Linked DNA regions of Homo sapiens: region 1 is linked to region 2. Evidence: chromatin loops called from intact Hi-C (ENCODE). Cell type or tissue: dorsolateral prefrontal cortex. All regions are shown on one strand. Links, peaks and the distances in the headings refer to the core of each region. The heading gives the core; the rest is flanking DNA.

What was found. Hi-C counts contacts between places; a loop is a spot of excess contacts. Peaks named below come from ENCODE experiments on the same cell type or tissue, not always from the same donor. Only the 100,000 strongest peaks of a DNase experiment are listed, where the experiment ranks them.
Region 1: it touches region 2 in a loop (2.3-fold over the local background); 2 of 110 quality-filtered maps call a loop at or near these places.

The regions. Positions count from the first base shown.
Region 1 is chr2:26,754,608-26,770,475 of GRCh38, reverse strand. SLC35F6 (solute carrier family 35 member F6) reads right to left here and starts at 6,192. Exons shown (of 6, transcript NM_017877.4): 1 at 6,050-6,192. The coding sequence starts at 6,126. RefSeq lists a silencer at 6,016-6,325 and enhancers at 6,336-6,535, 10,710-11,455, 11,981-12,040, 11,456-12,203, 15,196-15,868. In dorsolateral prefrontal cortex, for the core only: CTCF peaks have their summits at 6,022 and 6,224; DNase peaks (open chromatin) are centred at 1,265, 5,711 and 6,205; H3K4me3 peaks cover 2,358 bases; H3K27ac peaks cover 3,868 bases.
Region 2 is chr2:26,930,603-26,946,470 of GRCh38, reverse strand. DPYSL5 (dihydropyrimidinase like 5) reads right to left here. Exons shown (of 13, transcript NM_020134.4): 6 at 14,787-14,831; 7 at 13,138-13,213; 8 at 11,737-11,893; 9 at 6,299-6,440; 10 at 4,379-4,521; 11 at 3,721-3,928; 12 at 1,647-1,815. Among named protein-coding and RNA genes, the nearest start is that of MAPRE3, 32 kb to the left of the region's middle. RefSeq lists an enhancer at 11,619-12,118. In dorsolateral prefrontal cortex, for the core only: CTCF peaks have their summits at 3,483 and 3,682 (motif pointing right); a DNase peak (open chromatin) is centred at 3,680; H3K27ac peaks cover 450 bases.

The sequences.
Region 1 (15,868 bases), core at 1,229-9,228, 180 kb after region 2:
AAAGTGATCGGATTACAGGTATAAGCCTCTGCGTCCGGCCAACAACGTTTGTTTTTTTGTTTTGTTTTTCAGACAGGGTATTACTCTGTCACTGAGGCTGGAGTGCAGTGGCACAATCACGGCTCACTACAGCCTCAGCCTCCCAAGGCTCATATGATCCTCTCACCTCAGCCTCCTGAGTAGCTGGGACTACAGGCATGGGCCACCATGCCCGGCTAATTTTTGTATTTTTTGCAAAGATGCAGCCTTGTTTATGCTGCCCAGGCTAGTCTCGAACTCCTGGCCTCAAGAGATTGACCTGCCTCAGCCTCCCGAAGTGCTGGGATTACAGGTGTGAGCCACTGCACCCAGCCCATGTTTCCTTAAATGCACAATTCATAGGACACTTCATGGGGACTGTCCCGTTAAGCCTTACAACAAGGATCCTCATTTTAGATGGGGACTCTGAGGCTTAAGGCAGATCCAGGGTTAAACCTTGCTTGAATTTATACTCAGAAAAGGCAGAATACAGAGAAAACCCAGAGTTTTGAGTCCCACAGGCTGGACAAGTTACAGGGTAATCATACCAACACTGACAAACTGTCAGAAGCAATACATGATATAAGGATATATACATGACCTGGCACATGGCAGGTATTCAGCAAAACTCATTTTCTGCCCCTTCTCCTTTCCCTTCACTGAGCAGAAGCCATCTCCCCCTTGGGTTCAGCGTGGCCCCAGCTCCCCTTCAGCCTGAAAGCTACTGGAAAAACGTCTGGAACCTGTCCTGCTGGCTGAGGCAGAGGTGGCTGGAGGGACCTCAGGCTATTGTCCCTGCAGTTCACAGAGCCAAAATGCTGAAACAGAAGAAACTCAGCCATCAGCTGAACTCCTTATTTGACAGACAGGAACCCAGGGGCCAGAGAGGGCTCGAGGGGCTCACGGCTCCTCAGATGTTGAAACAGGGCCAGTACACTGGAAGCTCAGCAGGCAGTCATGCGCCCCCTCCCTGATGCTCTGAAGCTCTCCTCTGAGTTCTTGCTCCCCTAGCTGGTGGGAGGAGAGGGGCAGCCCAGTAGGTGGGCCTGTCTTCTCCACAGACACTGTATTCTAGGGGAGATGACCTCCAGGGCAGGAGGCCCGAAGGGTCCTAGCGGGGACAAGCTGAGGCCGCTCCTTTTGGCGGGCAGGCTGGGGAGTAGGCTCTCCGTGCTGGGTGGTGAGTCACTCCCTAGCATGGCCAGGCCCAAACTCAAAGCTCAGCATTCTGGGAGGTGTGCACGTCCACGTGAACGGGGGTGGCGAAAACAGACTGAGGAAGTGGCGATGGGGCTGGCTTGGGCAGATTAGCTGTGGCCATTCCCACAGAATCTCTGCCACTTCCTCTTGTGTCCCCAGCTTGTCAAGCCCAGTGAGTCCCCTTCTTTCTCCTGCCTGGGACCTACAGAAGGGCCAAGGCTTCTCCACTCTCTGGGGTGCCACAGCAGGTGGCCCTGGCTCCTGAGGTGACAATGGTGAGCCCTCTCATCTCCATGGAATGGAAAACTTTCCTTAAGCTGGGTGTGGTGGTGCATGCCTGTAATCCCAACACTTTGGGAGGCTGAGGCAGGTGGATTGCTTGAGCCCAGGAGTTTGAGACCAGCCTAGGAAACATGGCAAGACGCTGTCTCTACAAAAAATACAAAAATTAGGTGGGCACGGTGGCGGGTGTCTGTGGTCCCATCTACTTGGGAGGCTGAGGTGGGAGGATGGCTCAAGGTTGCAGTGAGCCTAGATGGCACCATTGCACTCCAGCCTGGGCAACAGAGAGAGACCGTGTCTTAAAAAAAAAAAAAAAAAAGGCTGGGCACAGTGGCTCATGCCTGTAATCCCAGCACTTTGGGAGGCCGAGATGGGCGAGGTCAGGAGATCGAGACCATCCTGGCTAACACAATGAAACCCTGTCTCTACTAAAAAAATACAAAAAAATTATCCGGGCATGGTGGCAGGCACCTGTAGTCCCAGTTACTCAGGAGGCTGAGGCATGAGAATGCGTTCACCCGGGAGGCGGAGCTTGCAGTGAGCTGAGATCACACCACTGCACTCCAGCCTGGATGACAGAGCCAGACTCCGTCTCAAAAAAAAAAAAAAAAGGAAACCTTCCTCAGTAGATCTTCAGTGTCCAGGAAGAAGGTACGGCAGGGATCACCAAGTCCATTTTACAGATGAGAAAACTGAGGCTCACAGAGGTCCAGTGGCTCATCTATTCCTCAGGTCCCAAGCCTCATGAACTTCCCACTCTACTACACTGTCCTCCTGAGTTAAGGCTTCCACAAGCTGGCCCAACAACCCCTTTGAAGCAATTATCCCATGCCAGTTCATGGAACCCAAGGGTGGTGGGGCAGCTGCCAAGGGCAAACATTGGAGCTGGCACAGAAAGGACACAGAAGAAGAGCAAACACCTCTTCTCTAGTAGAGGCCTAGTGGTTTCCAGGCTTCCTGCCACCTTCTTGGCAGGGTCCCTGGCCTGGGCATGAAAGGAAGTCAGGCTCATATCCCTGCCTGGCTGGGAGGGCCCTACAGCCTGCAGAACTTAGGAGGGGAGCTGAGCCTTACTTAGTGAGCATCTACTTGACCCTGGCTCTATTAATTAATTATTTATTATTATTATTTGTAGAGAACGAGGTCTCCCTATGTTGTCCAGGCTGATCTTGAACTCCTGGGCTCAAATGATCATCCCACCTCAGCCTCCAGTCTGGGATTACAAGCTGGAGCCACAGTGCCCAGCTGACCCCGGCTCTTCATATGTAGAACCTCAGTTGGATTCAGGAGACTGGGGTTCTGAAATGAGTACCTGTGGATGGGGCACTGGCTCACGTAGACAGAAATGGCTTGGCCTAAAGAAGATGATCGACAGAAGGTGCTAGTGAGGAGGTTTTGAGAAAACAGCCAGGGAAAGAAGAAGCCACTTCACAGGGAGGGGCCCCCTGCCAGGACCCAGGGATGGGGCCGCAGAGAGGAAAGCTGACCTGCCGCCCCAGCACAGCAGGCAGCACGTGCTCAGATGTGCTTCCTCATCCACTGCCTTTCATCCTCCCAAGAACCTGGGAAGGGAAACATCACTCTTGTCACAGGCCAAGAAACTGCCAGAGACAACCACAGGCTGTCAGTCTGAACCTTGAGTGGCCTGGACTCCAGCGGGAGGACCCTGTCAGCAGTGTCTCTGGGCTGGCTGAGAGGCTGGCAGCCCAGTCCTGGAGAGAGGCACATCAAAGGCTGGGAGCGCAGATGCCACTTACAGGTTTACAACTTCCACAAGCACAGGCTTCTCTGTCCTGGCCTGGGGAGCTGTGAGAGGAAACTCCCAGGAAGGAGGGACTCTGGGGTATCACAGTCATAAAAGAACAGGACTTAAAGTCCTGAGGCCTGGGTTCCAGCCTTCATTCAGACACCAAACAGTTGAATCACAGAAAGAAACTTCTCCTGAGGCCTCCTTTGTAAATTGTGGGGATTAGACTGGATGATTTCTATGCTTTTAACAACTCTAAATGACCCCAAAATGACTGGAGAAGTCCCCAGCCACACCCTCCAGTGGTGGTTAAGAGCATGGATGCTAGAGCCAGACCATGCTGGCTCAACTATAAACTCTGCCACTTAGTAGCTAAGTTGAACTTGGGCAAGGAATTTAATCATTTCCTACCTCAGTTTCCTTATACAGGAATATCAGCCCCTGTCTTTGCCTGATAGGGTGGTTATGAGAATTCCCTGAGTTCACACATGAAAGGGCAGAGCAGGGCCTGGGGCATGCGAGGTGCTCTTTGTGCATGAGATGCTTCTGCTAGTTGTCAGCACATGCTTGTCTGTCTGTGCCTGCTGGAAATCGTGGGTCAAAAATGTGATTTCCTTTTATTTTTTTTTTTGAGACCGAGTCTCACTCTGTCACCCAGGTTGGAGGGCAGTGGTGCAATCTTGGCTCATTGCAACCTCCGCCTCCCGGGTTCAAGCAATTCTCCTGTCTCAGCCTCCCAAGTAGCTGGGACTACAGGTGCGCACTACCACGCCCAGCTAATTTTTGTATTTTTAGTAGAGATGCAGTTTCACCATATTGGTCAGGCTGGTTTCAAACTCCTGACCTCAAGTGATCCAGCCGCTTCTGCCTCCCAAAGTGCTGGGATGACAGGCGTAAGCCACCGCGCCGGGCCAGAAATGTGATTTCAAATCCATACTTCACATCGGGGTGCATGCAGCTGCTCCCACATGTTCTTTCTCCCTAAGAGTATCCCTTCTTGTGGTTTGACCTTAGAACACTGTTTAGGGTCCAATTTGGGGGCCCATCTTGGGGTGGGAGGATCCTGAGAGGCCCCACACCAGCTGTCAGGCAGGGGACAGGACCAAAAGTTGGGTCTGTCACCTGGGAGCCTCTTTCCTGACTCTCAGGCAGCCTTTAAAGGCGACGCCTTCTGGGATTGAGGATCTCTAAGCTTCCTACCTGACTGGTTTGGAGTTTTCTAAGGAAGGAGGTGAATCAGCACAGTTTACCCCAGCAGTAACTGGCAATCTGGATTCTCCTTGTGGGCAGCAGCCCTGGTGGACTTACAACCGCTCTCTAAGCACTTGACAGAGGCCCTGGCTGGCATGACAGAACAGAAGACTTGCTTTGCTGTGTTCAGATCCTGAGATGGGAGCCCTCAGGCTGGGGCCTCTGAACAGCTAAGGATTCAGCATGAGGAGTGATCCTCAGGAGGATGCAGGGCCTGGGAAGCTAGTAGTTCTCCACAAGGCACAGTTGGCCAGAGGTGAACCAGAGGAACAGGTGGGGCCCACCCAGGACTCCACTGACTGTGCCCACCGTTTGGGGAAGGGAGAACACTGTGACTGTCGTGTGCGTACACGTCTGTCTCCTCCACCTCAGATTCCAAGCATCTCAAAGGCAGAGATCGCCTCTTGGTCACTTCTGTCCCCTTCCCTTACACACCGTAGGTACCTTATACATGGGATCGTGCCATTGCACTCCAGCCTGGGCAACAAGAAAAGGAGGGGCAGGAAGGCCCTGCCCTGAGATGGAGACAGAGAGAGACAAAGAAATGCCATCCTGCCCACAACAGAGGGGAGGCTAGGCCCTGTCCCTCAGTCTCATGACTGCCTGGGTCCTTAGTCCCTAACCTCCTGGGAACTGTCCCCCCTCTCACCCCCATACATCAGAGCTGAACTGGCCACTTGCCCTCTCTGTCTGAGTTAATGGCACTTTTCTTCTCCCAGGCAGAAACCCTGGAGTGATCCTTGTTTCTTGCTCATGTGGGTCAGGCCTGTGGCCATTCACACCTGGTCTCTGCCACCAGTTGTCCCTTCCTTTCTCTTCTCACTGCCACCTCCTAGTTCCCCTCATCTGCTATGCAGCAGCCTTGGAGTGGTTTTTCCTGCACCAAACCACTCCTCATGTCATTGAGTCAATCATATCACTTTCAACATGTCATTCCCCAGCTCAAAAGCACTTTTCTGATTATGAGAGAAAATCTAACCTGGGCATTTGATGCTGGTTACAATCGACTTTGATCTGGCCTTTCCGTAGACTTTCCTTGACTTACAGTCTCAGACACATTCCGAAATCCCACCTAAGCTTCAAAGCACAGCTCTAACCCCTCATCCTTGAGGGGCCGTGGGGCACCTCCCTGTCTGCCGCTTGAGGCCTCCACGCTCACTGGGTCACTCGGCCTGCACAGCCACTACTGCGGCTCATGTGCACAAGTCCAGGGGTCTCTCCCAGCTCGTGGAGGGAGGTGCTCAGGCTTGGACGCCAGCACTGGAAGGGCCGTGGAAAGGAATCGGCCAACCCTCCTGTTAAAAGACGTGGAAACAGGAGCGGAGGCTGTACAGCAAATCAAAGCCGGGGCTCGGATCCCCCCGTCCGGGGCGCAGCCCCGCTCCGCATTTCCCCGGGCCTCGCATCCCTTGGGTGGTCATAACGCGCGCGAACTGACCGGAGCAAGTGGGAAAGCAGGGGAAGCCAGGAGGGCAGGGCCAAGAAGGGGGAAGGCGTAGAACGAGCGCCGGGGTCGCCAGGGCCCGCACGCCCGGCAGGGCCCAGACTCACTTTGCCGAGAGCGTGTTGATGGAGCCGGTAACAAGCATGAGCCCGGCCAGGAACAGCTGGTACTTGGTCCAGGCCATGTCGGCGGACGCTGGGGTTCGCTCCAGTTAGCGGCGCCGGGCCCCGTCACCCGGGGTCTCCTGCGCGAGCGCTTCCGGGCCGGGCGTCACGTGACCCCTCCTGCTCGCCCCGCCCCCGGGGAGCGCGCCTGAGCCACGGTGCCCGCGCTCTGCCGAGTCGTCCTGGAGCGCTTTGGTGGCCACGCCGTGGCCCTGGCAAATCACGGCCCAGGCCTTCCAGTTTTTTTTTTCTTTTCTTCCTCACTCTCCCCCGCCTTTTTGGGTTTCTTTTTTCTATTTTTTTGAGAAGGAGTCTCACTCTGTCGCCCAGGCTGGAGTGCAATGGCATGATCTCGGCTCACTGCAATATCCGCCTCCTGGGTTCAAGCGATTCTCCTGCTTCAGCCTCCCGAGTAGCTCGGATTACAGGCGCCCTTCACCACGCCCGGCTAATTTTTTGTATTTTTAGTAGAGACAGGGCTTCACCATGTTGGCCAGGCTGGTCTCGAACTCCCGACCTCAGGTGATCCGCCCTCCTCCGCATCCCAAAGTATTGGGATTACAGGCGTGAACCACCGCGCCTGGCCTTGGTTTCTTATTTTTATCTTTGGGTCTTCCTATTTGTAAAAGGGGCGGATGGGACAGTGCAGTGAGGGTGCATCGTGGCTATTACAGCATTTTGTGAATCGTTTTGAGAGGTTGAGCTGGGCGGTGTCAGAAAGGAGCCCTGAAGTGGGCCTGCCGGGAGTTCCTTGGGGACCCTGTAGAGAGGAGATTCCCACGCTGGACGTTTCCACTTCGGGGCTCCTATCTGATACCGCCCACCTTGGGCACAGTTCATATCTTTCAGCAAAGTGGCGAAGGCATCTAGCTCCAGTTGCCGAGGACACCATTTTATAGCTGAGGACAGTAAATTCAGCGAAGCAGAGTGATTTGCTTAAGAACCTGCTGGTGAGCAGTGGGGTAGGGATTTGCGCTTGGGTTCTCCAGTCTCCAAAAATCCGTGCCTTCCGCATGGCCTCTGCACCAAGCCCTGCTTCACTGCTCCTTTGTGGACTTTCTGGTCGCAGCTGAGGCATCCAGGCAGAAAGACCATCCCTAGGTTTGTTTGAAGAGGGTGTTGACGAAGAGTCACACTCTAAAATATTTGAAGGGATTTATTCTGAGCCAAATATTTGTGACCATGGCCCGTGACACAGCCCTCAGGAGGTCCTGAGAACATGTGCCCAAAGTGGTCGGGGCGCAGCATTTTAGAAAGACACGAGACATCAATCAAATACATTTAAGAAATACATTGGTTTGGTCCAGAAAGGTAGGACAACTCAAAGCCGGGAGGAGGGGAGAGGGTGGGGCAGGAAACGGGAAAAATATCTATCTATGTTAATAGAGATTTTTGTTTTTTTTTGAGACGGAGTCTTGCTCTGTCGCCCAGGCTGGAGTGCAGTGGTGCGATCTCGGCTCACTGCAACCTCCACCTCCCGGATTCAATCAGTTCTCTGCCTCAGCCTCCCAAGTAGCTGGGACTACAGGTGCCTGCCACCACGCCTGGCTAAATTTTGTATTTCTAGTAGAGATGGGGGGGGTCTCACCATGTTGGCCAGGCTGGTCTTGAACTCCTGATCCACCTGCCTCGGCCTCCCAAAGTGCTGGGATTACAGGCGTGATCCGCCACGCCCGGCCGGTAATAGAGATTCTTTACAGATGCAAATTTTCCCCCACAAAAGACAGATTTGCAGGGCCATTTCAAGATATGGCAAAGAAAAATGTTTTGGGGTAAAATCTTTTGACTTTCTTCTTAGTCACATAATATTATGCCAGAGTCAGATTGGAAAGTAAGTCATGATATATAGGGTTAAATAAAACCCATCTGATGAGAATTTATGGTTTGTAGGGCATGACTCTCCAGACCTCTTAGGTAGGAATTTGGGCAAGGTAAAAAAAATCAGAGCTTAGTCCTCAAGGGGTTCTGGTGTTTAAAATCCTACTCTTGGCTGGGTGTGGTGGTTCACACCTATAATCCTAGCACTTTGGGAGGCTGAAGCGGGCTGATTGCTTGAGCTCAGGATTTCCAGACAAGCCTGGGCAACATGGCAAAACTCAGTCTCTACTAAAAATGCAAAAATTAGCTGAGTGTCATGACAAGTACCCATAATCCCAGCTACTCAGGAGGCTAAGTAGGAGGATCGCTTGAGTCCCTGGAGGTGGAGGTTGCAATGAACTGAGATCATGCCACTATACTCCGGCCTGGGTGGCAAAGTGACACCCTGTCTTAAAAAAAGAAAAAAAAAAGGCCAGGCGCGGTGGCTCGCACCTGTAATCCCAGCACTTTGGGAGGCTGAGGCAGGTGGATCACCTGAGGTCGGAATTCAAGATCAGCCTGACCAACATGGTGAAACCCCATCTCTACTAAAATACAAAAAATTAGCCAGGTGTGGGGGTGCATGCTTGTAATCTCAGCTACTCCGGAGGCTGAGGCAGGAGAATCGCTTGAACCTGGGAGATGGAAGTTGCAGTGAGCCAAGATCGAGCCATTGCACTCCAGCCTGGGCAACAAGCGCGAAAACTCCATCTCAAAAAAAAAAAAAAAAAGAAAGAAAAAGAAAAGAAAAAACTGCTCCTAATATGCCTTTCCCAGTGCTCTAGTCTGCACCCATGCCCTGTCACGCCAGCGACAAGATCCTTTTGTTACCAGAAAGGGGTTCTGATCCAGACCTCAAGAGAGGGTTCTTGGACCTGGCACCTTGCGGGGAATCCATAAAGTGAAAACAAGTTTATTAAGAAAGTAAAGGATAAAGAATGGCTACTCCATTGGCAGAGCAGCCCCGAGGGCTGCTGATTGGTTATTTTTATGGATATTTCTGGATTATATGCCAAACAAGGGGTGGATTATTCATGAGTTTTCTGGGAAAGGGGTGGGCAATTGCCAGAACTAAGTGTTCCTCCCCTTTTTAGACCATGTAGGTTAACTTCCAGTTGCTACCATGGCATCTGTAAACTGTCGCGCGCTGGTGCGAGTGTCTTTTAGCATGCTAATGCATTATAAATAGTGTATAACAAGCAGTGAGAAAAACCAGAGGTCACTTTTGTCGCCATCTTGGTTTTGGTGGGTTTTGGCCGGCTTCTTTACTGCATCCTGTTTTATCAGCAAGGTCTTTGTGACCTGTACCTTGTGCCCACTTCCTATCTCGACCTGTGACTTAGAATGCCTAACCTCCTGGGAATGCAGCCCAGTAGGTCTCAGCCTCGTTTTACCCAGCCCCTGTTCAAGATGGAGTTGCTCTGATTTAAATGTCTCTGACACTTTGGAAAACGACTTCAGACCGAGCCAACACACTTCCCCTATGCTGCAGATCTTGTTTCTGTGGTGAGAAAAGAACTTTTACCTGAGGAATGCGAGTCCTGTAAGTTATCAGGCCCAGAGAGACATTAAAATAAGACAGCAATCACGTCCTACTCCCACTTTGAGTTATGTATTTATGTCTTGAAACTGCTTGCTATTGCCACAGGTAGCTATAACCTAACAATGCTGCACTGGACACCATATCTTACATCCTATAGCACTGTACAGCCAATCACTAATCAATGTTATTTCTGTAAACCAATGAGAATTTCTGACAAACAACTTTGTATCAGCCCACTCCCTGTCCTCCTTTTTCTGCCTTTAAAAACCTGTTTGTAACAAAGAGAGAAGGGAGCTCACATCCAAGATTACTTGCGTCTGAGTCTTTTGGGCAGCTGTCCTCATTTTGGCTCAAGTAAACTGTTTAACTTATATTTTGTGCCTTGGCACCTTCTTGTTTTTTTTAAGATGAAGTGGTGCTCTGTCGTCCAGTCTGGAGTGCAGTGGCACATTCTTGGCTCACTACAACTTCTGCCTCCCAGGTTCAAGCAATTCCCCTGCCTCAGCCTCCCGAGTAGCTGGGATTACAGGTGAGCACCACCATGCCCAGCTACATTTTTTGTATTTATAGTCGAGATGGGGTTTCACCGTGTTGGCCAGGCTGGTCTTGAACTCCTGACCTCAAGTGATCCACCCACCTTGGCCTCCCAAAGTGTTGGGATTACAGGTGTAAGCCACCACGCCCAGATGGCTAGCAACTTCATTTTAGATGAACAGGAGGTGGCCCGTGTGGTGGCTCACACCTGTTATCCTAGCACTTTGGGAGGCTGAGGCCTCCTAATCCCAGGAATTTGAGAGCAGCTTGGGCAACATAGCCAGACCCTCATCTCTACAAAAACACTTAAAAATTAGTCAGGGGTGGTAGTGCGGGCCTGTGAGCCCAGTTACTGGAGAAGCTGAGGCAGGAGGATTGCTTGAGCACAGGACTTTGAGGCTGCAGTAAACCGTGGTCATGCCCCTGCACTTCAGCCTGGGCAACAGAGCAAGACCCTATCTCACACACACACAAATTTTTTAAATTAAACAAATAGATCAACAAGAGGTACAGAGATAGGACCTGTCTGCCAACTCCTCCTACTTGCCCTAAGACAGCCTCGAACTTGTGAAAAAGGCCAGAGTGGACGCAGAACTCTCAAGGGGCTGCACCAGACTCCCTTATTGCAGGAAGACCTGCTGGAGAAGGTGTATAAGTGGGATCCTGGAAAAAACATAGGAGGTCCCCAGATAGACAGCAGAAGGGCTTTCTTGCAGATGGACATGGCATGTACAGCGGTGCAGAGGTGTGAGTGTGGAACAAGCCTGGGACCCACAGAATGTTCTAGAATTTTCTTTAATTGGAGCCTCTTCTCCTTTCAGTCAGTGCGGAGTTGGAAGACCCAGAAGAGGTTTCTTCTGAACTTTTTTTTTTTTGAGATGGAGTCTTGCTCTGTTGCCCAGGCTTCTCCTGCCTCACCCTCCCAAGTAGCTGGGAGTACAGGCGTACACCACCACACCCAGCTAATTTTTGTATTTTTAGTAGAGACAGGGTTTTACTGTGTTGGCCAGGCTGGTCTCAAACTCCTGACCTCAGGTGATCCACCCACCTTGGCCTCTCAAAGTGCAGGGATTACAGGCTTGAGCCACAATGCCTGGTCTCTTCTGAACCGCTTGTCTCCAACAACACCTCTAGTTTTGTGTGATTTCAAAGGAGTTCATTGATTTATCAAAAAATGTTTATTGAGATGTAGGATGAATAAAACACAGCTTCTGTCCCAAGGGGCAGACTGGGGCAGCCCACAGCAGCAGGCACTCATCCCTATCAGAGGCCGTTCCTACAGGGCACAGTGACTCAGTCGGTGAGGCTCTGGACCATTTTCCCCACACGTCCAGGCCAAGGGCACTGTCCTGAAGTAAACGTTACTAATGATCATTATTAATTACCAGACCGACATGATGTCACTAGCAGCACAGTCTCTGTCTGTGTCGATAGCCACATCAAACAATGAATTTTAATTTATCACAATGTCCTGACCATTCATCAAACTGCTGTCTGTGGATCCCAGGAGACAGAGTTTATTGGCAAATATCCGTGGAGTCCACTAAGTTTAAGGCCTAGAGCCAGATATGGGGTCCTAAGGAAGCAAGACAAGGTCACTGCCCTTAAGGAATTTGAGATTCATTGGAGGAGAGGGGTCAACACTGCATTAACCATGCAGCAATGTGAGAATGTGTAAGAGACAGAGGGGGTTGAGGGAGGGATGGATTACCTAAGGGAGTGGGCAAGGAGAGGGGACAACAGTGACAATCAGAGCTGTCCTGGACCAGGTGCCCTGTGTCAGGCCTGTGCCTGAAGCTTGACCTCTGTGGCCTTGGTTTTCACAGTAGCCCTGTAGAACTGGAATTCAGAGGAGACCTGAGTAGGGACTTGAAGGAGGAGCAGGATTGCTCCAGGTGCAGAAAGCAGGGTCACCCCAGGCAGAGACAACCATGTGGACACCATGGGGTGGCTGATCAGCCCTTCACGCCAGGGTGTGACCTACAGTGAGGCTCCACGTCCCTGCCACCTGGCTAGAATGGGCTTTAGGGGAGAAAACTAGGATTGCATTAGTGCTTCCAGGTAGCAGTGAGCCCCAGGCTAAGGTATCAGGGCCCAAAGAGACAGGAATTCTGAAAAAAATACAGAGGAATCGTCAGAAGCATTTGAACGAGAGCAACTCTATCTTGAATAGGGGCTGGGTAAAATAAGACTGAGACCTACTAGGCTGCATTCCCAGGAGGTTAAGCATTCTTAGTTACAGGATGAGTCAGGAGGTTGGCATGAGATACAGGTCACAAAGACCTTGCTGATGAAACAGGATGCAGTAAAGAAGCCGGCCAAAACCCACCAAAACCAAGATGGCAACAAGAGTGACCTATGGTCAGAAAGGGGGAGGAACACTCACTTCCAGGAAATCCCCGCCCCTTTCCTGGAAAGTTCATGAATAATCCACCCTTTGTTTAGCATATAATCAAGAAATAACTATAAGTATACTCAGTCAAGCAGCCCATGCCACTGCTCTGCCTATGGATTAGCCTTTCTTTTATTCTTTTACTTTCTTAATAAACTTGCTTTCACTTTACTCTGTGGCTTCACCTTGAATTCTTGTGTCTTGCTCGAGATCCAAAAACCCTCTCTTGGGGTCTGGATTGGGACCCCTTTCCGGTAACAGAATTAGGGTGAATATGTACATGCATAGGCTTTGCAAAATCTATCTATCCACCTGAAATAATCAAAAGGTTCAGAATTCAATTTTAAATAGTTTATGCAAGTGAAAAGCTGGGAGTAACCACCTGAGAAACACAGGCACCAGAGAAATGGGGCCAGTGCTCCAAAGTTGAAAGTTAAGGTCTTTCTCATCCTGGTCGGCTTGGGGGAAAACCAAAAAAGTTAAGGTTTAGCTTATATAGGCAGGAAACAAATACATTTAGTAGGATTATAACATTTTCTGCAACAGGCTTGTTTATGAGTTACAACAGTTAGTTTTTCTTTTCCATAGAGCTTGTTTTCTTTACAACTTTTTATTTCCTTTCCAATTGAGAGGAGTGTATTTAACATCCCATCTTAGACAACGTGATAGTCATGAAGTCTTTGTATAGAAAGTTAATCTGTAATGGCCGGGCACGGTGGCTCACGCCTGTAATCCCAGCACTTTGGGAGGCCAAGGTGGGTGGATCACTTGAGGTCAGGAGTTTGAGACCAGCCTGGCCAACATGGTGAAACTTTGTCTCTGCTAAAAAATACAAAAATTAGCCAGGCATGGTGGCGGGTGCCTGTAATCCCAGCTACTTGGGAGGCTGAAACATGAGAATCACTTGGACCCAGGGGCGGAGGTTGCAGTGAGCTGAGATCGCACCACTGCACTCCAGCCTGGGCAATAGGGCGAGACTTGGTCTCAAAAAAAAAAAAGTTAATCTGTAATGAAGATCAACAGTGAAGCAAGGGGGTCTTCCTTGGCACCCTTCAGTCATTTACATTTTACAAAACAATGTAGGTAAGGAAAAAAGCTAATCTAATCGGAGAAACAGAGGTTACAGCTGCCTGTCATGTGACCCAGGCCTCATAATCATATTCCCTTAAGGCTCAATATATGTTAAAGTTCCAACAGCGTAGTAAATTTTGAATTACTAATTTTCACACATCAGATTATTATTTGATGGAATTTAGGGATAGAACTTAACCTGTACGTTGGATAAAAATTTGCCTCATATTTTTGTAAGCCCTGATTTCCTGGGTAAAATACTATATCTGCAAACCAGCACAAATGTTAACACTTGGCCTGTATCTCCACCCTTCTGCATTCCTGGTATCTTTGAGGACACAGCCCAGAGAAACCAACTGGTGGCTGCGGCCTGCAGTCAGTGAAGACAAGGGCTAGGGTGAGGTGGGACACGGTTCTCCTTCCTTTTCTGAGTCTTTAGAAAGTGAAACGTCAGTCAGCCTTGGTTGTATGGTGACCTCAGCCATCAGAAGAACAATTGTCTCCTGATTGCTCACTTTTTTTTTTTTTTTTTTGAGAGGAAGTCTTTCTCTGTTGCCCAGGCTGGAGTGCAGTGGGGCAATCTCGGCTCACTGCAACCTCCACCTCTCGGGTTCAAGCAATTCTCCTGCCTCAGCCTCCTGAGTAGCTGGGATTACAGTCACCCGCCACCAGCTAATTTTTGTATTTTTAGTAGAGACGGGGTTTCACCATGTTGGCCAGGCTGGTCTTGAACTCCTGACCTCAGGTGATCCACCCACCTCAGTCTCCCAAAGTGCTGGGATTACAGGCGTGAGCCACCACACCCAGACGATTGCTCACATTTGATCTGTTAAAGCTGATAAAAGACAACAGCTTATGTAAAGTTACAGATCATGAAAGGGAGCGAATTCAGCAAATTTTTAGCAAAGGAAGGAATTTTACTGTTAAGTGCGCACCTGCCACAGAATCCTCAAGTGTGAATGGGGTGGTGGGAGGACATAGGAGTTTCTTCATGTATCCCTAAGAATGCAGAATCTTCAGACATGCAAGGACACCTACGCAAGTTGTCCCTAACTAGGGAAAAGCGAGAGGAGGGCTCTGGCTGGGTTTGCCACTTTAAGCAAGGTGACAATGTTTGGGTCACTGAAGCACTCAGAGCCCCACTTTCCTATCTGTAAAATGGAAATGACATTCATAGCTTGTGTAGAGAGAGGACAGATGTGGAAGTGCAGTGCAAGCCCTGCTGGGGAGAATTACTACAGCTGCTGTAAGACCAGAGCCCACAAGATAGGGGGTATGGAGAAAGCCCTTAGCCCGCTGTGCCTTCAAAAGCACTCCTCATGGTTTGCATACGAGTTTGATCCAGACTTCCAGCCTTTTCTCCCAAAGTTGGGGACATTTTGAACACATTTGCATGCTACCTGCAAGCAGGCTCTAACTTCCAGTCACTGCAAACCCTGCATTTGTATTCAATGCTTACTGCCAGCATGTGGCTTGTCTGAAAGACTGAATGCTTTCCCAATCAATGTAATTACATTCTGGATTAAGAGAGAGTTGCTTTACCCTGGAAAGGACAGAAAGATGCGGGCAGACAAGCCAGGTCACACCTGCTTTTGTTTTTTCTTTAAACAAGCTTTTGCTGTGTATCCTTGGGCCATTTCTCTCCAGTGTAGTCTACTCCCTGGCTAGAATGTGACTTCCTCCTGGGCAAGGACTGGGTATCTTGCTGCCTGTCTCTCCCAGCGGGGTTGGTATTGATGGGCAGTCACCTGGAACTGTGGCTAGAAAGAGGAACAAGAGGCTTGAGAGGAAGAGGACTGGGGTGGATTCCGGCTGGAAGCAGGTCTGACAAGACTAGATCTTGGAGGAAGGGAGTGTGGACTGTCTACACTGGCAGAGAGGCATAGATATTGGAGCTCATCAGCTCATTCTGGCTGAATTTACAGCTGGTTTCTATGGTGACCAGAGATGATCAGATTATAACTCACCTGCTCCTTCTAGCTGCAGGCCCTCCTAAAGTCATTCTCAAACCTTCTCTTTTTTCTTTCTTTTTTAATTTAATTTTTTTTTTTAGATGGAGTCTTTCTCTATCACCCAGGCTGGAGTACAGTGGCACAATCTCGACTTACTGCAACCTCCACCTCCTGGGTTCAAGCAATTCTCCTGCCTTAGCCTCCCAAGTAGCTGGGATTACACGCGTGCACCACCAAGCCTGGCTAACTTTTGGATTTGTAGTAAAGACAGGGTTTCATCATCATGTTGGCCATGCTGGTCTCAAACTCCTGACCTCAAGGTCTTGGCCTCTCAAAGTGCTAGGATTACAGGCATGAGCCACTACATCTGGCCTCTGTTTTCTTTCTTATCATCTCCTTTGGTCTCTACCCAC
Region 2 (15,868 bases), core at 62-8,061:
CCATGACTTAGTTACAAAGGGAGGGTCTATACAGGAGAAGGATTGAAAAAAAAAAACAAAAACAAACAAAACACAAAGGGAGGGAAAGGGAGGGTCTAGTGCCCCGGAGAGCCCAGTGGGACATTCTTCAGCCTGGCCTGCTTAGAACAGACAAGATTTGGGGTAGAGAGGAGGGGACAGGCTGCCTGATGTTTGCTGTCTGAGCGGGGGTTCTGCCCAGTCTTGGCTCTCAGGCAGGAGAAGAGGAGGCTGCTGGTCAGCAGGGGCCCTGCAGCTCTGGGGTCTTGGTGCCTCTCGTGGGTCTGGCTGCAGGAGGAAGGCGGTGGGAGTCCATGCCTCCGGGACTGGCAAGACCTGAGTGTGCATAAACAAGTCTTCCATGCCAGGGTCCCTTTCTGACTTCACTCATGGCCCGTCACTGGTGGGAGTGGCAGTGGCCCTCAGAGTAGCGGAGCCATCATCTCAGGAATGAGACTGGTCCTGAGAGAGGACCCCTCCCCATGGGCTACCAGCACCTCCAACAGGGACCTCATCTCTTCTGCCACAAGCTGCGCCTGGCCCAAAGCAGGGCACACAGGAGCCTGGGCAGGCAGGCGCTGACCCATTGGCATCCCTCTGGTTTAGCCCTCTGTTCTCACAGCAGGATGGTTTGTGTATGGGGCTTGTCTCCCCCAGTAAACTCCAGGCTGTGGGTGGAAGGACCAGGGTCTTGCGCCTCTCGCCGTACCCATCCCAGCACAGCCCTTACTGAGTGGGTGCTTGGTCTCTCTCTGGGCTTATCCTGAAGGCAGCTCAACTGTGCTCAGGGAGACTCAGGGTCCTAGCCCCCTGCAAGTGGTGGTGACAGTTCCCACCTAAGCCACCTGGAGGCCCGAGGCATCTTACAGCCTCTGCTTGTTCTCCACTGAGGATCATCATTTATGAGCCCGTGGCTCGCATGGTGATGGGTGCGGGGGGGGACGGGGGGGCGGGAAACTGCAGATCGTGGCTTTAAGAACTGGGATCGCACCCCCCAAGGAACCCAGAGATTCCACAGAAGGACTGGGGCCAGGACCCAAAGGACAGAAAGATAAGAGAAAAAACTGGGCATCAGAAGTCGAGAGAAAATATTTTACTTAAAGTTAATAAAATATATACAATACAATTCCTGGTAAAAAAAAAAAAAAGAAGGTGAAGGTGAGGCAAAGGCGGGGAAAGGTGTGGGAAGGTCAGAGGAGGAGAGGGGGTAGCAGAAGGAGTAGAGAGGCTGGTGAGGAGTGGGCTGGGGTGGGCGAAGGGCTGGTCGGTGCAGTCCCGTGAACCACAGACAGGGCTGACTCTTCTGAGCTCAGGGCATCTCTGGAGCACCCACTGTGTGCACAGCCCTCAAGATGTTTCAAGGGACAAAAATATCTGAACTTAGAAACCCCGAGCAGAGCCCCAGGTGGGCCATGGCCTATTAGAGCGTCTGTGCCCAGGGACCAGGACAGCCCTCCTGTCCCCACTAATGTCTATGTGAGTCTAATATCCAAACCAGCACTCATCCCTGGAAATAGGCAACGGGAGGGAGGAGAGGACACAAAAGAAAAGCAGGCGTAAGTCCCACTGCCTAGGTGGGCCACTTCTCCCAGACCCCCATCCTCCTCCCGTGGCCCCCTGACTCTTACCAGAGAGGCTGAAGCTGGATTCGTGAAGGTCCCTCATGCCCCCATGCCGGGTGACGGGCCGGGTAGGAGTGTCTGCGAGTGGGGTTCCCATCTCTTTTTTCCCAGGGTGCACGACAACAGCGACATCCCCCAGGTAGGGAGTGCGGTCCACTCCTCTAACCTTTAAAGTCTAGGGAAGGATGGAAGAAGAGCAGAAGAACAGGACAACACCATCAGAGCTGAGTGATACAACCATGGCCTCCCTGGGGGCCGGTGGGACATTAGACACTGCCACTCTGCCCAAGACCCAAATCACTGCAAGTGACCAAGGCTTCTTAAACATTGAGTCCAGGGGCTGGAGTTTTCTCATACCTCCTAAAGAGCATGTGCATATGTGTACATGTGTGCATGCGTGCATGTATGTGAGTGCACATGTGTGTGTGCATGCATGTGTATGGGAGAGATACTGGCTCCCCCTCAACACTGATGGAAGCCTCACCGAGGTAGCAGGTAGACATCTGAGGAAGTCAACTTTAACCAAATTTTTCTTTTCTTTTTTTTGAGACAGAGTCTCACTCTGTCGCCCATGCTGGAGTGCAGTGGTGCGATCTTGGCTCACTGCAACCTCCGCCCCCGCAAAGTGATTCTCCTGCCTCAGCCTCCCAAGTAGCTAGGATTACAGGCGCCTGCCACCGTGCCTGACTAATTTTTGTATTTTTAATAGAGACGGGGTTTCACCATCTTGGCCAGCTGGTCTTGAACTCCTGACCTCGTGATCCACCCGCCTCGGCCTCCCAAAGTTCCGGGATTACAGGCGTGAGCCACCATGCCCAACCGGAAGTCAATTTTAGAGAGCGCCCTCCCACACAGCGCAACGTTATTCCCCACCTTAGGCTCCCACGAAGCCACACCCTTTACTGGTCTGACAACTCTGAGGGAACAGAGGCTAAACACAGCCCCATCTGGAGATGAGAGGCCCCCAGTAGCAATACTAGCTAATTCTGTACTCACAAAGGCAGTAGAGTTAGGAGTCTATATTCTACAACCAGACTGCCTAGGTTCCAATCCCAACTCTGTCACTTGTAAACTGTGTGGCTTTGTGCAAGTTACTTTTCTGTGCCCATAATACTATACCTACATCAGAGAGTTGCAGGAGAGCAGACGAATTAATATGTGTAAAGCTGTTCCAACTGCTCTGGCACATGAGAGGCAACACAGAAGTACGAGCAGTTATTACTGCAGAGGTCATTTATGGTCCTACATCGTATTAAAAAGTGTTATTGGGCCGCGCACAGTGGCTCACGCCTGTAATCCCAGCACTTTAGGAGGCCGAGGCAGACGGATCACTTGAGCCCAGGAATTTGAAAGCAACCCGAGCAACACGGTTAAACCCCGTCCATCTCCACAAAAAAGTAAACATTAGCTGAGTGTGATGAGTAAGAGACCCTGAGTTTGCTTTTGGATTTAGCCCTGCGATCACGAAAGTCACGCTTTCTTCATTCAGGCAGCCCAAGCCTGCGCTCCCACGGCAGACCTGGCAGTGGATTTCTTCACTCATTGGCCTCTGGGAGAGAAGGGTCCTTGGTTTCTCTGAAAGCTCTGAGCCCTCTCGTGTGCTCTGTGTGCCAGCAGTGTGGGCCTCCCGTGTTCAGGTGCCTGCTCCTCCTGTGCTTCAGACAATGCTTTGCAAATGCCAGCTCTACCCCCCGCTTGCTTCATCAAGAGTGGGAGGGAGCCGAGCCAAAGCAGCATCTCCAGCCCCCAGCACCTCCTCCACCCCAAGCCTGCGTATCCAGAGGAGCTCAGCGGTCGCACACACTCACATTTCCCACTTGTGCCCTCAGCAACTCAGGAGCCCTGCTGCCTGACCACTTAAAATGCCACTTGGTAATCAAAGACGGGGAACAGAAATCAGCATTTTCTGACTCTAGCGTTCCCTGGCGCTGCCGCACACTCCCCTCTCAACGCTGGAGAAAGTGCAATGGAATTGGGTCGAAAACTGGAGTGAACATCTCTTTGAGATTTAAAACAGTCATGGAGGATGTTCCCCGGCAGGGGGCGCCAACACCCCTGCATCTTCCTCCTCCCACCTCACCTTCTCTCTCTGGACCAGCTTCTTGTAGACAGTGTCTGGGAAGGACCTCAGGGGACAGAACTTGCCGGTGCCCTCGGCGCACATGAAGACGCCGTTCTCATACACGACGCGCCCCCGGCTGATGGTGACCAGTGGCACGCCGTGGCAGCGCATGTTCTCATACAGGTTGAAGTCTCCTCCCTGGACCTGCGTGCTGGCTGAGATGGTCCTGGTGGGGAGGCAATGGCGGGAGAGAAAGCGCTGAGGACAGGTCAAAATGTCACAGCTCCATGGGAGGGGTGAGCCCCAAAGGCTGGTTGTTATGGGTTGAATTGGCTCCCTTCAAAATTCTTCTGCTGAAGTTCTAACACCCAGAACCTCAGAACATGGCACTATTTAGGGCCTTTAATGTAATCATTAAGATAAAGTGAGGTCATATAGGTGGGCCCTAATCCAGTCTTATCGGTGTCCTTATAAGAAGAGGAGACAGACACACCAGACATGTGTGACACGGAAGAAAGACTGTGTGAAGATGGAGGGAGAAGATGGCCAACGGTAGGCCAGGGCCATATTTTGTGCTAGAAATAGTGCAAAATTATATGCTTTTGGAGATCTGTAATGCAAGTCTTCTTCAAAATCCCAAGCCCCTCTAGCCCTGGGGACGAGCAACAAACTTTACTTTGTGGCTTCTGGGTCCCACACCACCACATCAGCATCGGCTCCGGGAATAATGCGGCCCTTGCGGGGATACAGGTTCAGAAGCTTAGCTGCGTTGGAACTGGTAACGGCCACAAAACGGTTCTCATCCATCTTTCCTCCAACCTGAAATGTTGCAGAAAGTGTCAAGTCAACCAGGCTCTGGGGGTGGGTCTCAAACCCTTGGTCACCTTTGATGCTGGCCCATGGACTTAGGGCTTAGGTGGTCAGGACAGTGGTCACAAAGGGACAAGGCCATGAGCACCATCTCAGATGAGCCAGCCTGCTTGGCTGGGTCCCAGTTGCTCACTTATTCCTTTCTCCCTTCACCCAGCAACTATGGTGAGTGGCCGTGGTTCCATTCAGGCTTCCTGCCCGGGGGCAAATCTGCCTCCTGTTTGTAAAACCAGCTCTGCTCATGTGCCCACACGGATGAGTCAGGAACCTCCCTTCATCTACTAAGGGTGATATTTTCAAAGGGTTATATATGCTCTAGAAAAACATCTTATTGCCCCACCCATGAGAGTACTATGGACTCTCTTCAAGGGGATTTCCTGAGCCATCTCCTTGGCCTTCCATGAGCTTAGTCTTGAGAACTTCAAATCTCTTTGGGGCTCATACTATTTTAGATCTAATCTGAGATAGATCAAGACCAAAAATACTTATTCTTCATGTGCGGAACAGGTGGTATTCAAATGAAGTCCCAGTTCTTATCTTTTCTGAAAGCAATTAGACAAAATATATCAAATCAAGAGCCTTAAAAATGTTCACATCCCTTGGCCTAAAAATCCACTTCTAGGATGCTGTCTTAAGGAAATAATCAGAAATAATAATCAGAGGCCGGGTGCAGTGGCTCATGCCTGTAATCCCAGCACTTTGGGAGGCCAAGACGGGCGGATCACGAGGTCAAGAGATCGAGACCATCTGACCAACCAACATGGTGAAAACCCGCCTCTATAAAAAATACAAAAATTAGCTGGGCATAGTGGCGCACGCCTGTAGTCCCAGCTACTCGGGAGGCTGAGGCAGGAGAACCGCTTGAACCCGGGAGGCGGAGGTTGCAGTGAGCCGAGACAGCGCCATTGTACTCCAGCCCGGGCAACAGAGGGAGATTCTATCACACACAAAAAAAAATAAATAATAATAATAATAATAATAATCAGAAATGCTGACACACACTCCTGAACAAAGAGGTTCTCCTCAGCATTATTTGTAAGTGCAAAAATTAGAAACAGCCGAAAGTCCCAAACATCAGGGAAGGATTAAATAAAGTATGGTACTTTCATTGGAGAAAATATCATTCAGCTCTGAAAAAAGATGTTTTTAAAGAATTTTTACTGATATAGGGAGACACTCAGGGTATAGTGTTATATGAAGAAAAAAAATCCTGGTTAGTATAGCAGTTGGTAAAAGAAAAAAATATGAAGCCAGTTATTAAAATAATGTATAGCTGGGTGTGGTGGCTCACACCTATAATCGCAGCACTTAAGGAGGCAGAGGTGGAAGGATAGCTTGAGCCCATGAGTTCAAGACCTGTCTGGACAACATAGTAAAAAAGGAAAAAAAAAAAAAAAAGTACAGTACATGCACAGAACTAAATGAAAGAAATATATTAAAATGTTAATAGTAGTTTAATTTCTAGGCGTGGAATTAAGGTTTCTTTTTTTCTTATACTTTTCTGTATTTTCCAAATTTCCATAATAGGTCTTACTACCTTTCTAATTGGGGGAAAGACCTTTTGTGTTTTGTTTTTGAGTGAAACAAACAGCTGGGATTGAACCAGCCCTTCTAAGAACATTCTTTGACAGGATCTGAGGAGTGAATACTCTTATTGGGATTAGAACGGGGATGAAACGGGGATTAGAGCAGGGATCAGATCGGGGCGGGGCTCTAGGAAACATACCACTCCTCTCTCCCAGATGACGCTCATGCGGTCCTGCACGCCACTCACTCCATGTGGGATCTTGGTGAAGTCTTCCTTGCCCATAGCTTTCTGCTTTGTGGTGAAAGGCCGGTGATCTGATGCCACGATGTTCAGAGTGTCACTGGGTAGAGAAAAGGAGGTGACCAGTAAGGGGAGGGGAGGTGAGGAACTTAGAGGGTGAGGATAGATATAGGGAAAATCCTCCGTGTGGGAAGCAGGCAAAGCCGACTCCAATTTCAGCTCTGCCGCTTAGGCCATGTGGTCTGTCGTGAGTTACTGCATCTATGTGAACCTCAGTTTACTCATCTACAGAATGAGTGTGGCACAGTCTGTCTGTGTCACAGGAGACTTCAGTGAGAGCCTTGGGATAGCAATGTTTAAGAGTGAAGATAGCAGAGAAAAGCCGAACTTAGAGTCTAGCTGAAGTGAGATGGTGGAGGTAGTTCTACTCTCATGGAATTGTATACCAATTCCCTCTCATCAGCTCTCCAACCCCAACCTGCTGGCAACAAGCATTCACAAGTTCAGTGTTAAGCTTTGTTGAATAACTTGGACTCATAGCCTTCCTTGGATGTGGGGATTCTAATGGCCCAGAAGGGGAAGGAGGGATGAGCTAGAAGCCTGACTTAATAGACCGAGAGTGGTATGCAAGCCACTCAGTTCTTCCCCAATGCCGTTCATGACTACGGTCCTCACACATATATTAAGGCTGTCCTCGGGCCAGGTGCTCATGCCTGTAATCCCAGCACTTTGGGAGGCCGAGGCAGGTGCATCACTGGAGGCCAGGAGTTCGAGATCAGCCTTGGCAACATGGTGAAACCCTGTCTCTACTAAAAATAGAAAAAAATTATCTGAGCGTAGTGGTGGGCGCCTGTAATCCCAGCTACTCTGGAGGCCGAGGTGAGAGAATTGCTTGAATCCAGGAGGCGGAGGCTGCAGTGAGCCAAGATAGCCCCAATGCACTCCAGCCTGGGGAACAGAGGGAGACTCTGTCTGAAAAGATGAAAAAAAAGCCATCCTCCATCCAAGGCTGTGGGTGGCTAAGGCACAGGCAGGCCCTCGAGGGGCTCCTGGGCCAAAGAAGACGTAGGGAAGAACAGGGAGAGAGGGCTCATGGCAGCAGATCCTCTGCCCAATGAGGGAGGCAGGCAGGTGGCCTGGATTCAGAGATCTCTGCAGGCCAAGGGCTCAGAGGCAGTGAGGGGCGGAGGAGAGAGAATGCCCACGCAAACCAGGTCAGGGCCTCAAGAGGAAATGGCTTTGCGGGGCCAGAGAAAGGCCTGGCTGGAGCAGGGGAGTCAGGTGGGGGAGGGGATGACTGCTGGGACCACACTGTGGGTGCCCTGAAGGTCAGGGGCAGGGGTCCCATTGTACTCTGTAAGAGGCCCCAGAGCCTTGTGAGTGCCTGTGGGCCATCTAAGATGCCCACTCCAGGAGACTGTGGGGGCAGAAAGCATTATCTGACCTGGTGAGGAAGCATATTCTTAAGGCTCTCAGATGATGGCCAGTTAGCTCCATAGGGCTGTCTCCACGGGGGACCTGGCAGGGCTTATCAGTCTCAGCTCCTGCCCAGTGACTAATGTCTTTGGCCAAACCCGTGGTGAAGATGCATCGCTCTTCCTGTGCGGTAGGCTGGGCCTTCTCTGGGCCAAAGAGGCTGCTCTGGCCCTTGCAGAGACTCTTTGCAAGAGATTCTCCCGCAGAGCCCCAAGGCTCCCCACACTCTCTGGACCTGCAGAAGCCCTGATAGATGAATGGAATCTTTAGGGTTTCCTTTCTCCTGAGGGGCCCTCTGGATACCTGAGCAGGGCTCAGGGCAGAAGATGCCCACTGCAGTCATGAAGGGCAGGTCAGGGACCCTGAGAGCAACAGGCTCAACTCCTGCTCTTTAACCAGCAAGTCTTCCTGAGCACCCAGCTTTCTGAAAAGGCTCCTACACAAAGGTACCCACTAAGCAGCTGTGAATGACGGTAGTTACATTCTAGGAGGCCCTCTGAGCTCTCTCAGTGCTGCCCTGAATCTGGGAGGTAGGAAGCCCCCATCCAAACCATTTAAAGTTTAAAACATGACTGGCTTTGCTAAGCACTGTAACATTTTATATGATCAAATGAAAAAATTTCTTGTCCCTTTAAGAAACCAGATTTTAGGCCAGGTGCAGTGGCTCACATCTGTAATCCCAGCATTTTGGGAGGCCGAGGCGGGTGGATCAGTTGAGGTCAGGAGTTTGAGGCCAGCATGGGCAACATGATGAAAAAATACAAAAAATACAAAAATTAGGCTGGGCACGGTGGTGCAGGGTGGCTCACGCCTGTAACCCCAGCACTTTGGGAGGCTGCACTCCAGCCTGGGAGACAGAGTGAGACCCTGGCTCAACAAACAAACAAACAAACAAACAAACAAACAAACAAAAAACTAGCCAGGCATGGTGGTGCACACGTGTAGCCCCAGCTACTCAGGAGGTTGTACCACTGCATTCCAGCCTGAGTGACAGAGCCAGACCCTGTCTGAAAAAAAAAAACAAGCCAGAATAAAGCATAAATAGTTATATCTATAGATTGTACTTTTTTATTCCTGCAGGGCCTAACAAATCACAAATCATACCCTAAAGTAGATAATTAGGAAACAGCTCATATTTTCTTATAGGAATAATAATTGGTGTCTGAATTTTCTATCAAGTATCTTGCATCATATAAATTATAACCAATAATGTGTTACAAAAGCAAAATTATAGTCATCATAAATTTCTATAAATATTAAAATATTAAAATTATGCTCCAAATCCTATAAAGTAGCACCCATTTACAATATGCACTGATTAAAAAGGGATTAAAAAGGGATTCAGACTATTATCATAACACAAAAAGTACATTTCTACTTAAATAAATAGAATTAATTTAAATAATTAAAATACATTTGACAAAGTAAGCTAGATATAAAAACTTAAATTATTCAATGATACTTATTCCAGTCTATTTGAATTTGTGTGGGTTTGGGCGCTGTAATTTGGGTGGGTTGAAGCACTTATTATCTTTTTTGTTCTTTCAGTAAATTTGCTTGTAGCAAGCAGGGGTGTTTCAAAAGATTCTTGACCTTGGAACCAAGCCCACATTATTATAGTGGAGTCTTGGTAATTGTTTCTTTTATTGTATTGCTGATGATGAAAAGGAGGTTGATTCTTCTCAAAACAAGCTTTTTTTTTTTTTTTTAAATGAAGTCTTGCTCTTGTTGCCCACGCTGGAGTGCAGTTGTGCGATCTCAGCTCACTGCAACCTCCGCCTCCTGGGTTCAAGCGATTCTCCTGCCTCAGCCTCTGGAGTAGCTGGGATTACAGGCACGAGCCACCATGCCCAGCTAATTTTTGTATTTTTAGTAGAGACAGGATTTTACCATGTTGGCCAGGCTGAACTCCTGACCTCAGGTAATCTGCCTGACTCCGCCTCCCAAAGTGCTGGGATTACAGGTGCGAGCCACCATGCCCAGCCAAAACAAGCATTTTTTAAGAGTAAGAGCTGATCTAGCATTTCTCTCTTAATCTTTACCCTCCATATTTATTTACATAATGTAAATATGTAAATATTGTAAGAGCTGCTGCCGCCTGGCACCCACCAAGGCTATGGGACAGAATACAATGACCATCCCCATGCCGTGGTGCGTACTGCCCTCCACAGAGGCCACCTTCGCCCACGCCCCTATCGATGGCACTCCACTCGCATTGGCTAAGCCCTGCACCCCCCAACTCTGTTTAGGTTGTGAACATAACGGGATGGGAGTGGGAGTTTTCCAGTGGTTGGCAACCAGAACTGAAAGCTAAGGACATGGATGAGACAAGCACCTTATTATCTAAGACAGCCATCTTCGGTGGGGCCAGTCGCTTCCCTCCACTGCTCCTGCACCATCTTAGAAGAGGCGAATCCCCATCCCCCAGGTCTAGAAAGCGGGACCCTCGGAGGGAGACTGAGGGGTTGGCAGGATGGAGAGTCCTGGCATTCCCTCCCCTCCTCTTTCCTGAGTTGAGTGGGGCTTCCATACCCTCTCCTCACCAGTCCACCCTGAAGACAAGGAGGGCATACTTCAAGAGGTTCACTTGTGGAGAACAGAGCTGAGAGCAGTGGGCACCTTGCCTGGACTGTGGGCTATGGACCTGCCTCTGAGCCACAGGGAGCAGAAAGGCTGTGTGGGCTTCCTCTGGGCCTCAGATACTGTAGAAGGTGGCCAGGCATAAGTTGCCTTGTGCAGGTCCTTGTTCACAGAGGCATTGCCAGTGCTGCAAGCTGGGAGGGATGCATGCTTGGGTATGGAGAAGAATCCCCTCGCCTTTTGTCCTAGTCCTCCTACCCCAACCCAAGCTGAGCTGGGGATCAGGAGGGAAGGAGATGAAGTCTTAAACTGGATGGAACTTTAATACCCAAAAGTGAAGAGAAAGCATCGTCTTCTCCCCCAATTTTTTTTTTTTTTTTTTTGAGATGGAGTCTTGCTCTGTCGCCGGACAGGCTGGAGTGCAGTGGCATGATCCTAGCTCACTGCAACCTCTGCCTCCTGGGTTCAAGTGATTCTCCTGCCTCAGCCTCCCAAGTAGCTGGGATTACAGGCACACACCACCATGCCCGGCTAATTTTTTGTATTTTCAGTAGAGACAGGGTTTTACCACGTTGGCCAGGCTGGTCTTGAACTCCTGATCTCAAGTGATCCACCCACCTCGGCCTCCCAAAGGGCTGGGATTACAGGTGTGAACCACTGCACCTGGCCCCAAAAATGTTAATAGGAGAGAGAAAGAAGCTGCAAGCAGTTATTGGGATAAAACAGAAACCCTTCCATAATTGGGTCCCACTGAATTCAGACCGTTCATCAAACCATTTCCTTTAGATTGGGATTGCATGGGGAAAAAGCAGTGTCAGAAATAGAAGAGCTGGAGAAAGGAGATCTGGAGGAAGGGTGTGGGAAGGAAAGGGGGAGAAAGTGCAGAAGAAAAAGGGAAAGGGGAAGGAAAGGAGGAGAAACCCACAGAAGGAGGGATGTACAGACAAGGGGCACACGGGAGCCAACAAGAAGAGGGAGAGGTGAACAAAAGAAACAGAAAGGACCCCTACATTCTAGGATAAGTCACAGGCCACGTTCTGCAGCTCCCCACTGGGCTTTAGAGTAAGAGATCAATGTCCTTTGAAATTCCGAATAACCACGGTTCACAGTTCTATATGTGCTCTTCACTCTTATACTTCAGAAGATCTCACTCCATATCAAGCGGTCATAAAATCCCAATAGGATGGCAATTATCTGATGGGCTCAGAGAAGGTAAGAAAAGCACAATGATCCTATGGGCACAATGAAATCAAACCTAGCTCAGATTTGTTTCCTGGGCCCTCTATGACGTCTTCCTAAAGATGTACACATCCCTGCAATGTGCTGCTGAAACGCCTTACTTGGCCAGCAGGCTCATGAGGTAGGTTGAGGTGTTGGTGTCCAGTCTCAGGGGAGGCACCGTGACATAGGCAGCCGCGTGGGACCAGTCCTGGTGGTAGTAGTGTAAGCCTGTCAGCGTGGCATGTGCAGTGGTGGTCTCCGCCAGCACAACCTTCCCTGGAAGAAGAAAGGTCAGAACCATAACCAGGAAGCCACCGAACCTGAGCGATCGCTGGTGTGTGCCTCTCATTTTACAGGTGAAGGAGCTGAGGTCAGAGACAGGAAGGGACCTGCCCAAGCTCACAGGGCTTTTAAGAGCACAGCTGGGTTCAAGCCCAGAGAGCCTCCCTATTCTGCTGACTTAGGCAAGGAGGACAGAGGGACATGGGCACCGAGGCCCAGCAGGACCAAGCGGCACTTTGAGGAGTCTGGTTTGGCCAGATGACCAGAGCACTGGTGTGTGCAGGGTGCTGTTGGCAGATGGAGCTTGACGGTGGGTGAACAGGCATGCAGGGCCACGAATGCCACGCTAAAGAGCAGTCTAGACTGTTTTCTGGACAGGCAGTTGCTGTGAGCAGCTTCAAGAGAACGGTTGTGGTAGGACAGGGAGGGCCGTAGCAGGGCTGGAGGACAGGGAGACAGGAGGTGGGAGCAGTCACCAGGCTGGGACGACAGTCTAGGCGAGACCCTCCAAGGGGCTTCAGTGAGGGGAGAGGCAGGTGGCGGGATCTAGAGGGCGATAGAGTTGAAGGCCAGGATGCCCTTGCTTCTGATCGATTATAGTTGAAGGCTGAGATGCCCTTGCTTCTGATCTGTCTCCCCAGGCTTGTGACTGTGACTTTGTTTCTCCTGCTGCCAGGCCCTCACCAGCACCTGGGGCGGGGCTGGACTCCAAGCATCTGCAAGCCTTTAGGTACTGCCAGGCGATCCGCAACAGAAGCCATACAAGTGCCCCTCGGACTCATACACAGGGTTCCAGGAGGCTAAAAGGAAGCTGGGCCCACACACTGTTCTTTCTTTAGGGACTTCCCAAACAGCCCCTGAAATGCCCACTGAAACTGGTCCAGCATTTTATGTTAGTTGCCAAGGCAACTGCTAGTAAAATCTATGAGGCCAAAAAGACACTAATTAATGAGTGGGTTTAAAACTTGGAAAATGTTACCAGACCCAGGAGAAGTGACAGACACTTCCGTAAAGCTGTTATGCATACAAATTTGCAGAAGAAAAAGCTCATGTTCTAGCAGACTAAAGCCAGCATAGCACAGGGCAGCTCTGAGGAAGACGGTGGCAGATGAAAGGGAAGGGCTGGCTCAGGTCCTGGTTTCAGGAGCCGGGGCCAGGAGTGAGCACGGCTAATGGGCCCCATCCATCTCCAGTCCCTCCACTTGACCTGCTCTGTCCAGCCAAGTCTATGGACTCACCTTGCATCTTAGCAGCTGCGATAACGTCACCAGCCGAGATACTGGACACGTTGACCAGGTAGATTGGACAGTGAGTCTAAACACAAGAAACAGTGGGAAGTAGGGAGGGTTGACCCATAAACTTCACAAGCATCAGAATAACCCTGGCAAAGTCAGCCCTGGCACCAGCGCCTCCCCCTGCGTCACTCAACCCCACCCTCAAGGTGACAGTCCTTAAGCGGAGAATGCAGGGCTGGCAGTCAGGGCAAGGTTGCAGGAACTGCATGATACGGGGAGGCAGAGAACAGCCTCCAGCACCAGAGCCCACCGGGAAGCCCAGCCTGTGAAGTTCAAGACCGTCAAGTCTGAACCTCGCATTTTCTCCCATCTGACAACCATGACTGTAATTTAAAAGGGGGGAACTCTTTTTCCTATTTTAATTTCCTGTTCATAAACGTGATGACCTAGAGTTAGTCGTGTATTCTGTATCTAAAATTACGATGCCTGCTGTCTGAAGGCTGCTTATCAGTAGACAGAATGCACCCTGGAGATGAACAAAATACAAGGGGGTTAGGGTTCAGAGTCTAGGCAAGAGAAGGCTGACCTTGCGAACGGACACCTGGACTGTAATACTGGTTAGCTTTTTCTCTACTAAGCTGTGCAACCACGGTCCATGGCTTAACTCCTCTGAGCATATGCTTGAGCTAAAAGGCAAGGAACTGACTTTTTGTTGTTTGGGTCTTTCCTTATTCTGGGTTAAGTTCCACCAGGAAGTAATTGATAAATAACTATTGTCATGACAGTGAAACAATGTCCTTGTCCAGCGGCCAGAGCTCTAAAGTGCAATTGGGAAATTCTGTTTCCCCAGATGTTATTCTGTTCTCTTTGCTTATCACATTAGGAGGATGTAGAGTTTAGGAGCTGGACTGAGTTTACACGTGAGCAATGAACTGAGCTTCAGCAGGCTCGGCGGGGTGGAATGGAAAGCTGGTGGTGAGAAGGGTGAATGCAAGGATGGTGGGCATGACAGCGCTCAGTCAGCAAACAGCTCTGGGTTCCTGTGGGCAAGACATGGTGCTGGCACCCAGAGCAGAATGGGGCTGCATCGTAGAGGTTGGTTTTCTTTCTTTCTTTCTTTCTTTCTTTTCTTTCTTTCTTTCTTTCTTTCTTTCTTTCTTTCTTTCTTTCTTTCTTTCTTTCTTTCTTTCTTTCTTTCTCTTTCTTTCTTTCTCTTTCTTTTTTCTTTTCTTTCTTTCTCTTTCTTTTTTCTTTTCTTTCTTTCTTTCTTTCTTTCTTTCTTTCTTTCCTTTCTTTCTTTTCTTTTCTTTCTTTTTTTTTTTTTTTTTTTGACAGAGTCTCGCTCAGTCACCCAGGACAGATTGCAGTTGGCACGATCTTGGCTCACTGCAACCTCCGCCTCCTGGGTTCAAGCAATTCTCCTGCCTCAGCCTCCTGAGTAGCTGGGATTACAGGTGCACGCCACCACGCCCAGCTAATTTTTGTATTTTTAGTAGCAATGGGGTTTCACCATGTTGGCCAGGCTGGTCTCAAACTCTTAACCTCAGGTGATCCACGCACCTCGGCCTCCCAAAGTGCTGGGATTACAGACATCAGCACCGTGCCTGGCCAAGGTTGGTTTCTAATCCCACAGTGGACATCGGGGGACTTACCCTGTTTGCAATGGTGATAACACGATGAGTGGCTTCAGCTTCCAGCTGTTAGAAACAAAGGACAGGAGGAAACCAAACTTCACCATCTCCTCCAAGGATACCCACACCATACTCTCCCCTTCATGGAGCAACTGCACCCATAGGGGTTGGCTCGGGGCAAAGCCCGGGCAGAGGCACTAACCTCCAACTACCTTGGCTCACAGTGAGGGAGAATTCTAGGTCTTACAATACCAGGCACGCCCTTGCTGGATGCTACTTGGGGCTTAATTAAAAGGCAAGGAAACAAAAGTAAATAAAAACCCAAGGTCATGTCTCTCCTTGTTTTCTGGTGTATTCTCTCCATAGCCACCTCAGAACTGCAGCAAAGGAGAAATAGTGGCTGATTTGACTCCGGAAATTAGCCTAGATTAGGGTTTCTGCGCATGGTACTATTGGCATTTGAGTTGTATAATTCATATATATATATATATATATATATATACACACACACACACACACACACACACACACACACATATATATATATATATATTTTTTTTTTTTTTTTAGATAGGGTCTCACTCTGTCTCCCAGGCTGGAGTGCAGTGGCATGATCATGGCCCACTGCAGCCTCCACCTCTAGGGCTCAAGCGATCCTCCCACCTCAGACTCCTGAGCAGCTGGGACTACAGGCATGCGCTACCATGCTTGGCTAATTTTTTTTTTTTTTCCCAGACGGAGTCTTGCTCTGTCGCCCAGGCTGGAGTGCAGTGGCGCAATCTTGGCTCACTGCAAGCTCCGCCTCCTGGGTTCACACCATTCTCCTGCCCCAGCCTCCCGCGTAGCTGGGACTACAGGCGCCCACCACCATGCCCGACTAATTTTTTGTATTTTTAGTAGAGACAGGATTTCACCATGTTAGCCAGGATGGTCTCGATCTCCTGACCTCGTGATCTGCCTGCCTTGGCCTCCCAAAGTGCTGGGATTACAGGTGTGAGCCACCATGCCCGGCCCATGCTTGGCTAATTTTTAAAAAGTTTTTGCAGAGATGGAGGGGGTCTCCCTTTATTGCCCAGGCTGGTCATAAACTCCTGGGCTCAAGC